Regions from separate parts of the Homo sapiens genome. Here region 1 is linked to region 2. A link is a loop called in an ENCODE intact Hi-C map of the cell type or tissue named here. Cell type or tissue: dorsolateral prefrontal cortex. All regions are shown on one strand. Links, peaks and the distances in the headings refer to the core of each region. The heading gives the core; the rest is flanking DNA.

What was found. A loop is a pair of places that touch in the nucleus more often than their neighbours do. Peaks named below come from ENCODE experiments on the same cell type or tissue, not always from the same donor. Only the 100,000 strongest peaks of a DNase experiment are listed, where the experiment ranks them.
Region 1: a loop joins it to region 2, with 8 times the contacts of the local background. A loop is called at or near these places in 11 of 110 quality-filtered maps.

Annotation. Positions count from the first base shown.
Region 1 is chr7:86,598,723-86,604,098 of GRCh38, reverse strand. No RefSeq gene overlaps it. Among named protein-coding and RNA genes, the nearest start is that of GRM3, 42 kb to the left of the region's middle. RefSeq lists an enhancer at 2,866-2,955. In dorsolateral prefrontal cortex, for the core only: a CTCF peak has its summit at 2,988 (motif pointing left); a DNase peak (open chromatin) is centred at 2,978; H3K27ac peaks cover 1,105 bases.
Region 2 is chr7:86,902,885-86,908,260 of GRCh38, reverse strand. ELAPOR2 (endosome-lysosome associated apoptosis and autophagy regulator family member 2) reads left to right here. Exons shown (of 22, transcript NM_001142749.3): 18 at 490-591. Among named protein-coding and RNA genes, the nearest start is that of GRM3-AS1, 100 kb to the right of the region's middle. In dorsolateral prefrontal cortex, for the core only: a CTCF peak has its summit at 2,853 (motif pointing right); no DNase peak of the experiment used is centred there.

The DNA.
Region 1 (5,376 bases), core at 154-5,153, 300 kb after region 2:
TTTTCATTTATTTGAATTATCTCTGATTGTTTTGAGCAGTGATTTATAGATCTCCTTGTAGAGATCATTCAAATCCCTGGTTTTAGCTGTATTCCTAGGTATTTTATTATTTTGTGGCAGTTATGAATGGGAGTTTGTTTCTAATTCTACTCTTGGCTTGACTGTTGTTGGTGTATAGGAATGCTAGTTATTTCTGCACATTAATTTTGTATCCTGACAATTTGCTGAAATTGTTTATCAGCTTAAGAAGTTTTTGGGATAAGACTATAGGGTTTTCTATACATAAGATCACTTTATCTGCAAACAGGGATCTTGACTTTCTCTCTTCCTGTTTGGGAGCCCTTTATTTCTTCCTCTTGCCTGATTACCCTGGTCAGAACTTCCAATACTATGTTGAATGGAGTGGTGAGAGAGGACATCCTTGTCTTTTGCCAGTTTTCAAAAGGAATGCTTCCAGGTTTCACCCATTTAATATAATGTTGGCTGTGGGTTTGTCATATGTGGCTCTTATTATTTTGAGGTATGTTCTTTCAATACAGAGTTTATTAAGAGTTTTTTTAAACATGAATGGACGTTGAATTTTATCAAAAGCCTTTTCTGCATCTATTGATATAATAGCGTTGTTTTTGTCTTTAGTTCTGGTTTACATAATGAATCACATTTATTGATTTGTGTATGTTGAACTAAGCTTGCATCCCAGGGATAAAGCCTACTTGATCATGGTGGATAAGTTTTTCAACTTGCTGCTGGATTCACTTTGCCAGTATTTTGTTGAGGATTTCTCCACAATGTTCAGCAAGGATATTAGCTGGAAGTTTTTTTTTTTATTTTGTTTTGTATCTCTGCCAGGTTTTGGTATCATGGTGATGCTGACTTCATAGAGTTAGGAGGGAGTCCCTCTCTTTAATTTTTGGAATAGTTTCAGTAGAAATGGTACCAGTTCTTCTTTGCACATCTGGTAGAATTCAACTGAATCTGTCTGGTCCTAGGACTTTTTTGGTTGGTAGGCCATTTATTTCTGTCCCGATTTTAGAGCTCATTATTAGTATGTTCAGGGATTCCATTTTTTCCTGGTTCAGTTTTGGGAGGGTGTATGTGTCCAGGAATTTTATCCACTTCTTCTAGATTTTCTAGTTTATGTACATAGAGGTGTGGAGTCTAAGTCTCTTTGAAGGTCTCTAAGAACTTGTTTTATGAATCTGGGTGCTCCTATGTTGGGTGCATATATATTTAGGAGAGTTAGATCTTCTTGTATTGAATCCTTTACCATTATATAATGCCCTTCTTTGTCTTTTCTGACCTTTGTTGCTTTTAAGTCTCTTTCATCAGAAACTAGGATTGGAACCCCTACCTTTTTTCTGTTTTTCATTTGCTGGGTAGGCTTTTCTCCATTCCTTTATTTTGAGCCTATGTTTCTCACTGCATGTGAGATGGGTCTCTTGAAGACAGCATTTCAATGGGTCTTGATTTTTTATCCAGCTTGTCGTTCTTTGTCTTTTAATTGGGACATTTAGCCTATTTACATTGAAGGTTAGCATTGATATGTATGGATTTTTATCTTGTCATCATGATGTTAAGCTGGTTGTTTTGCAGACTTGTTTATATGGTTGCTTTATAGTGTGACTGGTCTTTGTACTTTAGTGTGTTTTTGCAGGGGCTTTCCTTTCCATAGTTAGTTTTTCCTTCAGTAACTCTTGTAAGGAAGGTCTGGTAGTAACACATTCCTTTACCATTTGCTTGTCTGAAACTGATCTTATTTCTCCTTTGGTTATGAAGCTTAGTTTTGCCAGATTGGATTTTTTTTTTTTTAAGATGTTGAAGATTGGCCCCCAATCTCTTCTGGCTTTAGGATTTCAGCTGAGAAGTCTGCTGTTAGTCTGATGGGCTTCCCTTTGTATGTAGCCTAACATTTCTAGCTGCCTTTAATTTTTTTTCTTTCATTTCAACCTTAGAGAATCTGATAATTATGTGCGTTGGAGATAGTCTTCTTGTGAAGTATCTTACTAAGGTTCTCTGCATTTCCAGAATTTGAATGTTGACCTCTCCAGCTAGGTTGGGGAAGTTCTCATGCCTAACATCCTAAAATATGATTTTCAAGTTGGTTCCATTCTCTCCATCTCTTTCAGGTACACCAATCAGCTATAGATTCGATCTCTTTACATAATCTGACATTTCTCAGAGGTTTTGTTAATTCATTTTCATTCTTTTTCTCTATTCTTGTCTGCCTGTCTTATTTCAGAAAGCCAGTGTTTAAGAGTCGAGATTATTTTCTCTGCTTGGTCTATTCTGCTATTAATACTTGTGATTGCATTGTGAAATTCGTGTAGTGTGTTTTTCAGCTCTCTCAGGTCAGTTATGGTCTTCTCGATAATGGCTGTTTTGTCTGTCAGCCACTGCAATGTTTTATCATGATTTTTAGCTTCCCTGAATTGTGCTACAACATACTCCTTTAGCTCAATGAAGTTTGTACCTATCAATATTCTGAATTCTACTTTGTCATTTCAGCTATCTCAGCCTCAGCTTGGTTCTAAACCCTTGCTGGAGAGATGATGCAGTCATTTGGAAGAAAAAAGGCACTTTGGCTTTTTGAGTTTTCAGTGTTCTCATGCTAATTCTTTCTGATTATTGTGGGTTTATCTACCTTTACTTTTTGAGGTTGCTGATCTTTGGATTGTTTCCTTTTATCTGATTGGATGACATTAAGGATTTGATTGTGGTATAAGGTGGACTCAGATGACTGGCTTTGTTTCTGGGAGGTTTTAGGAGGCCAGCGCTCAGCTCCCAACTCCTAAACTGTATACTCTCCCTGGGGGGGAATTGTATTGGGCCCCAATTTTGTTCTCTATCTCCTTGGGGTTTGGAGTCCACTGTGCTGGTGGTGCTGAGGTGCAGCAGCTGCAGCTGAGTGCTAGTGGATCCCAGGGTGCCTGCCTCCCTGTGGGTATTCACCACAGTAGCAGAGGCAAGGCAGCTGATAGGGAGTGGGAGGCCCCTGCTGGAAGCTGTGTGTGTTGTTGCACTAGAGGTGGTGTTGGCGTAGGGCAGTGTGCTGGCTAGTGCAGATTTGGGTGCCTTCTCTGTGCTCTGCAAGCAGGAGTGATCAGTTAGGGTGTGGGAGGATCCTCTGTTCTCTGCACAGTATTAGCGCATGGGTGGGATGCTGGAAGGCTGGCTGGCTCTGTTCCTGCCAAGGCTTCATCTGCAATGACGGTCAGCAGGGGTGGGAGGGGTGTAATGCATTCCTGCCTGCTAGTGGGGCAAGTAAAGCAAAATCCACCTGTGTAGACATGCATCAGCAAAGTGATGTGAGGAGTTGCTGTGGGCTCAGGGGAAGCTGCAGCATGCAGAGGGAATGTGTGGGCTGGTGTGCGGCAATAGGGGCTGCCTCGCTGGAGCTCTCCACCATTCAGGCATGGTCTGCCAGAACAGAAACTATGGCATGGGCCCCCAGGGCACCCAAGACTGCCCTGTAAGCAGGTGTGTCTAGGCTGGGGCTCCATGAGAGGCAGCTGACCAAGGAGCGCTCAGGTTGGAGTAGCCCTATCTGATGTTCAAGGCCACCCTGAAGAGATCAGGTCTGACACCTCCCCTAGGACTAAAGTCTCTTATGGGAGCAAGTGCAGCCTAGACGAATGGCCATCCCTGGCCATACTCTGCTACAGATGTTCCCGCACCAAACCCTCTGGGCTCAACATCAGCTGGCTTACTGCCCCACCACTTTGCTTGTCTCCTGGGGGCTCTACCCCAGAGAGATGCAGGTCAGCAATTGCTCAGTGCACTCAGGCCAGGATGGAGGGTCTGTGCTGTGGACTCAAGCCAGGGATTCCCTGTTTGGCTACAAGCAGTTGGGCTTGCGTGGTTGCATGGGAGACAGACTGGCCTCCTCTCCTTGGGTGAGCAGCAACTTGTTGAAGGTGTTCATAAGGCACTTAGGGTCTTTACTCCTTTATTAGTTTGAGGGCAGCAAGGACAGTTTCACTGAAAAGGCAGTAGCAGAGAGACTTTCAGTTGCCCCTTGAGGCTCTGTCCAGGGAGTCACTGAGTTGCTACTGCCCCAATAGCTCTGGTTAGGGGTGTCTAGAGGCCTAGAACTGCCAGGTGAGGATATATGGGAATGGGCACATGTAACAGTCTGGCCACTTTTCCACAGGGCTGATGTAGTATTCTGGGGTTCCATTCCAGTTCGTAGTTGCCTCAGACTTTCCAGTACCTGGAGTTATCACCAGTGAAGGCTATGAAACAGCAAAGATGGCAGCCTAACCCTCCCTCTGGAAGCTCTGTCCCAGGGAGGTACGGGCCTGTTTCTAGACTGAATTCACGTGTAGGAGGTGGCTGGAGACCCTGGATGGGAGATCTCTCCCAGTTACGAGGAATGAGATTGGGACCCATTTGAAAAAGCAGTCTGGCCACATTTTCATAGAGGAGCTGTACTGTGCTGGGGGTCTACTTCAGCCCCTGGTCACCTCAGACACTCCAAAGCCCAAAGGCTGGAAAAGCTGTCTCCCAAACAGCAAAGATGGTGGCCTGCCCCTCTCTCTGGGTGCTCCATCCTAGGGAGGTTTCAAAACTGCATCAGGTCGGGCGTGGTGATTCACGCCTGTAATCCCAGCACTTTGGGAGGCCAAGGCAGGCAGATTACTTGAGGTCAGGAGTTCGAGACCAGCTTGGCCAACATGGTGAAACCCCGTCTCTACTAAAAATACAAAAATTGGCTGGGCGTCATGACGGGTGCCTGTAATCCCTGGTACTCAGTAGGCTGAGGCACAAGAATTTCTTGAACCCGGGAGGTGGAGGTTGCAGTGAGCCGAGATCGCACCACTGCACTTCAGCCTGGGAGACAGAGTGAGACTCAGTCTCAAAAAGCAAACAAACAAAAACCAAACAAACAAACAACAAAAAAACTGCGTCAAGTGGAGATCACTGGTGGGGGTGGCTGAAGACTCCAGCTGGGAGGTCCCAGCCAGTGAAGAGGAATGAGATCAGGGACCTGCTTGATAAAGCAGTCTGGCCATGATTTGGTAGAGCAGCTGCGCTGTGCTGAGGCACTGCCTCCGTGCTCAGTCAGCTCAGACACTTCAAAGCCCGAAGGCTGGAACGGCTAAGTCACCCAAACAGCAAAGATGGTGTCCCCTACTCCCCCACCTCCAGGGGCACCATCTCAGAAAGATGTAACACTGCTCCCAGCGGCTGGCTGGAATTCCAAGCCAGTGGGTCTTATCCCGTGAGGTGCCAGGGAAGTGGGGTCTGCAGATGGTCGCTGCTCAGCCCCGTGGATTCAGCCTCCTTTTTAGGGGTATGTATGGGGATCCAACCTCCCACTTTGCCAGAGTCAGAGCTACTTTTGCCAGAAAGCTCAGAAAGCCGGAGTTTCTAAGT
Region 2 (5,376 bases), core at 141-5,140:
GTAACTGATTCTTAAATGAAGGATAGTAAAAAGTAGGAAACATGGAATATTTTGAAAGCCTTGTATAATTTCTCGTGTGTGTGTGTGTGTGTGTGTGTGTGTGTGTGTGTATTCACTTACATTGGCAGTAAAGAGACTCTATTTCATTGTCTCGCCAATAATTATTTATAATTCATATATCAAAGCATTGGCCTAAGTAGACATGGTCTTTGTTCCCTTAAGAATATTTTTGATTATAATTTTTATTAAAATTATATCTTTACTAAATACTTTGATGATAACATATCACTTTACCTGGGAAAGTAGTCAACTTTTCATAGGCAATGAAAGTAAATGAGCTGAATTTGTATTAAAATTACAAATTAGTGAACTTTAATACATTTTTCTTTTTCATTTGTTCATGAAGTCTGAGAGCAATTATTCCCATATTTTTGTCTTTGTAATCTGTATTATATCTGTTTTTTAAAAATGTTATTTGGCTTACAATAGGTCTTCTACAGCAACAACATCTTGTATTAATGGCCGATCAACTGCTGTGAAAATGAGGTGTAATCCTACTAAATCTGGAGCAGGAGTGATTTCAGTCCCCAGGTATCCTTATTTCCATATGATTTGTGTTTACCATGAGGAAGAAAAACTCTCCAGAATGTTACTATTTTAAAACATATTCTCTATGAACATAAAGCAGAAAGAAAACAGAACAATCTGTAGGGTTTTTTTTTTTTTTGTAGGGAATGTGCTGAGTGTGTATTAAGAGAAATAGGTCCTTGTACAATCTAAAGACTTCCTAGCCTCTTGTATGACATATTCTTGTCCTGTTTGTGTTAAGTGTCTAATTCTCTTGAAGAAATATAAAATTAATTATATTGCTTGTATCCCTGTATTTATTTTATTGTTTAGCCTGAATTTCCTTGAGAGCTGGATTAGTAGCTTTCCTGATTATGGTACTAGATCAACAATTAACTAGCTGGGTGATCAAGATTAAGTAATCTAACCTCTGAGTCATAGCTTTTTTCTCTGGAAGGGTATGGGGGCCAGGGTAATTTATATTATCGATTTCTAGCTCTTCAGTTTATTGATTAATGGTGGCAGAATCACCAAGGTAAGTCTGACTTATAAAATACATAATGTGCTTCATTTAACACAAATTAGCATTAAGGCAATAGCCCTCTATAGTGAAGATCTGAATAATGCAGTTCGCTTTGGATGGGAAAACAACAAGAAAACAATTTTGTAGGCTCAGAATTGTCAACTTAAATACAGACTGCTTTAATAGCATGAGTGACACTTGAATGCCTCCTCAGTTTTATTTTTCAGATATTCATTTTTCAACATGAAGATTATTTATTACTTTATATTTTATTTTAAAAATTATTATTATTTTTAAATTTTTTGTAGAGATGGGAATCTCCCTACATTGCCCAAGCTGGTCTCAAACTCCTAGCCTCAAGTGACTCTCTTCTCAGCCTCCCAAGCTGGGTTGGGATTACAGGTGTGACCCATTGCACCCAGCCAGATTATTTATTTCTAATCTTTGCTGAGTTAAGATACCTTTGGATCATAGCTTGATTTGCAGATTTTTTTTCTCTATCAAATTAGCAAAAGTATATATTTTTAAAGAGAAAATGATTATATTAATTTTGTTTTTGATAGTTTCACAGTAACCCTTGGGAGATTTTAACCTGTCCTGCTTATGTCACATCAGGATTGGAAATCAGTGGTGTAAGCATTGCTTCAACTACTTATGTATCCTAAAAATAGTTACAGGGGTAACACAGTATTTTGGGCTTATTTTTGGGCATAAAGGCATACTGACATTCTCTTTTCACCAACTGCGTGTTTCCACTTCTCATAGACCTATGATTTAATTATTCTTTTTACCTGTTCAAGGTGAGAGATGGATGCAACAAGAGTAGTACCTAATAATAATAAAAGGGCATCCTGTGGTAGAGGATCCCTCTGCCAGCCTCCAAGCTAGAACCAAGGCAACAAGCCACCCTCCAAGGAAAGGTGTGGTCAGAGATTCTAGCAATAAAAGAGTGTGTCTTTCATCATTTTCTAATATGCCATCATACAGTTCTGAGTTCAGGTGCTTATTCTATTTACTACAGCACATCTGGGGGCCATATTGTGAACCTAACAATTAACCTGTAGTCTCTGGGAGTCTACTTCAATAGCTTCCAAAGCCTCCTCCAGGCCTCTAACTCAAGTAGATGATGTTAATGAAGATTAGGTCTGTCCTTTAGGAAACACATCACTCTAACTCTCGTAAGGTGTGTTCTGATGCTTTAATTGTAATAAGGAAAATAGTCTCCTGGAGTTAAGCGATGGCATGTAGAAACTGAATTTTTCCTATTTGGAGAGGAAAACTTGTTTCTCCTTTGACCTCCAGGAATCTGCCACTTAGGGAAGTAAACTATCTTTGCCAGGTTTATCAAGATGACCTGCAGCAGAATACCTTGGGGTATCTATTTAAAAAATTAATTTCTGGGCCTTCCCTAAAAATATAGAATCTTAGATGCTGAGCATAGGAACATTTTTAAAAACCACAAGGCAATTCTGATGTCTACTGAAATTTGTGAACCAGATTTTTTCTTAACTCACATTTTGGATTTTTTTTTTTCTGAGACAGATTCTCAAAATGTATTCCAAATTTTAGTTTTATGAAAAGCTAATTTAAAATGTGACAGTCTAAAGGGTGTAGTCCTTCAGCCATGTTTGATAAATCTTCATTTAGAGTTGTGATGCGCACTGAAGTGTGCTGACCACTACTTTAGGGAGCTGCTTGAACACTACAGCTTAAATGTGCTGACCTTTATTTCTTTCTTGAATCAATTTCCCATCAGGGCACAAGGGGGAGCTCGGAGATCAGAACACGAGAAACAGCAGCTTTCCTGAAATTATTAGGTTTTTTTGTTTGTTTGTTTTGGTTTTTTTTTAGCAGTGAGGTTGAATAAATATTTCCTACTGACAGAAAAAAAAAAAAAGTCAACATAGCCCAGTTTCTCAGGCTATTTTTTAAGAGGACTTCTTCTCTTCTCTTCCTCTCTCTCTTTCTCTCTCTCTCTCTCTCTCTCTTTCTCTCTTTCTTTCTTTCTCTCTTTCTCTCTTCTTTCTTTTCTTTTCTTTCTTTCCTTCCTTCCTTCCTTCCTTCCTTCCTTCCTTCCTTCCTTCCTTCCTTCCTTCCTTCTCTCTCTCTGTCTTTCTCATTCATTCATTCATTCATCCATTCATTCATTCATTCTTTCAGCTTTAAGATTTCCAGAGTGGAGGGAGGGAGATGCTAACCAGACACTTGCCTTGAGAAGCTTCATAAGCTGACCAAAAAGTCTCAGAAGGAGACTTTGGTAGTGCAGAAGGAATGCCACCCTCAGGAAATCTCATTTCTTGGCCAAAAATCTTGGCAAGCCAGGCAAAAGTTTACTTTAGCAGTAGCAATGTTGGTTGGGGTTTTATATCTTGGTGTCCTGGGAAAATGTCATAAGATCCCCAGACCTGGGAAAGTGAGAAAGTCTTAATAGAAAGTGAAATGGGCAGGAGAAAGGGGGAAATATGTGTTCTTTGTGTATCACCTGAGAAATTAGAGGGAACAGCAAATTATCTGGGCTGCCTTCTCATCTGCAGCTGGAAACACCAAGCTGTCTATTTGGTCTGGCAAATGTAGTTGGCTTCTAGTTCCATAAAGTGTCTGGAGGGTATGAAACATTTTAGATAAAAACGGTACAGTGTTTGTGGCAGATGTAATCTGACAGCTGGAGTGAAGTTACGAGATTTTCTAGTGTAGTTTGCACCTTGAGCAGAGAATAAACTGCTAGCACAATAGGCTGCTGATATTCCTAAATATTAATAGATGCCCCTAAATAGATGGCCCTCTAGCCTTTGCCTAAAAGGCTTCCCAAACCTCTAATCATTATCTCAGGGAGATAGAGGAACTGAAGGCTCTCCTTTTATTGGGAAGAATTTAGACCTAAGCATTGTGTCCAAAGGGTTCTTTTAAAAACATGAGACATTTCTGTTAGTGAAAATGGTATAAAAAGGCCTTATTAAAAAGCAGATAAAGAGAAGCATTTTTACTCTGATAATAGAGGTGCCACAGCATCCACAAGATCCTTGAGTCAAACACATTGACTTTACAGAGCAGGAAACACTGATGCGCCAGGTTGTATAGCTGCAGTGTGGCATAGTCACGATGGAATAATTTTCTAACTGTGTGGTTTTTTCATGCCATAATGCTCTCATCTTGCCATTTTTTCATCCAATTCCTCATGGGCAGAGATTTGCAAAGAAGCACACTAAGTTAGAGGCAAATATCACACTTACCCCAGAGGATAACTCAACTGACTTACAAGTTATTGGTGCCTTCTTTTAAATGAGTCATCTTTCCTCAAACAGGGTCTTTATTGATGCCACCAGTTAGAGGAAAATCATTTTTTTCTCTCTGTCAACTTCTGACTATATTTAACTGCTTGAGTAGTTTATAAATCAGCCTAAAATTGTTTTGCCAAAACCTCCTTCAAAATCCAAATTCATCTCCATTATCAGTATAGCCTCTGGGAATATTGAATCTCACAAAAGGAACGCTTCACAGTTCTGTCCTGTTATATTCAAGGGTCAAACACTCCAGGGGTTTATTTCACAGATTCCAATTTAGAGTCTCTCTATCAAATTCATCAGATCTATTGGATGCTAATGTAGTATTTTCTTTGGTCTTTGGGGAAGGACTGTTAAAACCAAAATATGTATCCATTTTCAGTTCTTAAGAGACATGGAAGGATGATTGGTAAAATGACTTCCCTTGTTTTCTTTTTCCCTAGAACAATTTATAGACAGATAATAGATATGTAAGTCTGTGCAAGTTAAATTAAAAAGGCAATTTAACTCAAAAGACCAAAACCAAATACGTTCTTAGAATATTAAAAAGTAAAAAGGCATATAGATGCATTATGAGCATAAGTGAAAACAGCTAAAATCCATTTTGATCAAGAAATGAAAAAACTAAAACAGAATTGCTAAAATTATATACTTCAGACACTAATAAGTACTCTTAAGACATGATATAAAAATCACAAACCATTCTTAAAATTTTCAGATCAATTTTGAGATAAGGATGATAATTATTTTATTTCATTAAACAAGATAATCTGAAGAGAAAACTAAGGAATGTCAGTTAATTTAGTTTGTCTCGGTTTTGATCTGATGCTGGCTTTTGGTAGTTAACTCAGGATAGAGTCTTTAGAAAGGGAGGTTTTGCAGGAGAATGATAGAATTTTGTAAACCTGGATCTAAGAACTATGCATAAAAAATCTTATGTTCATATTCAATCTGTTGTGATATTCTTGTAGAAGACACTGGGTTCTTGTCACACATCCAGGAAAG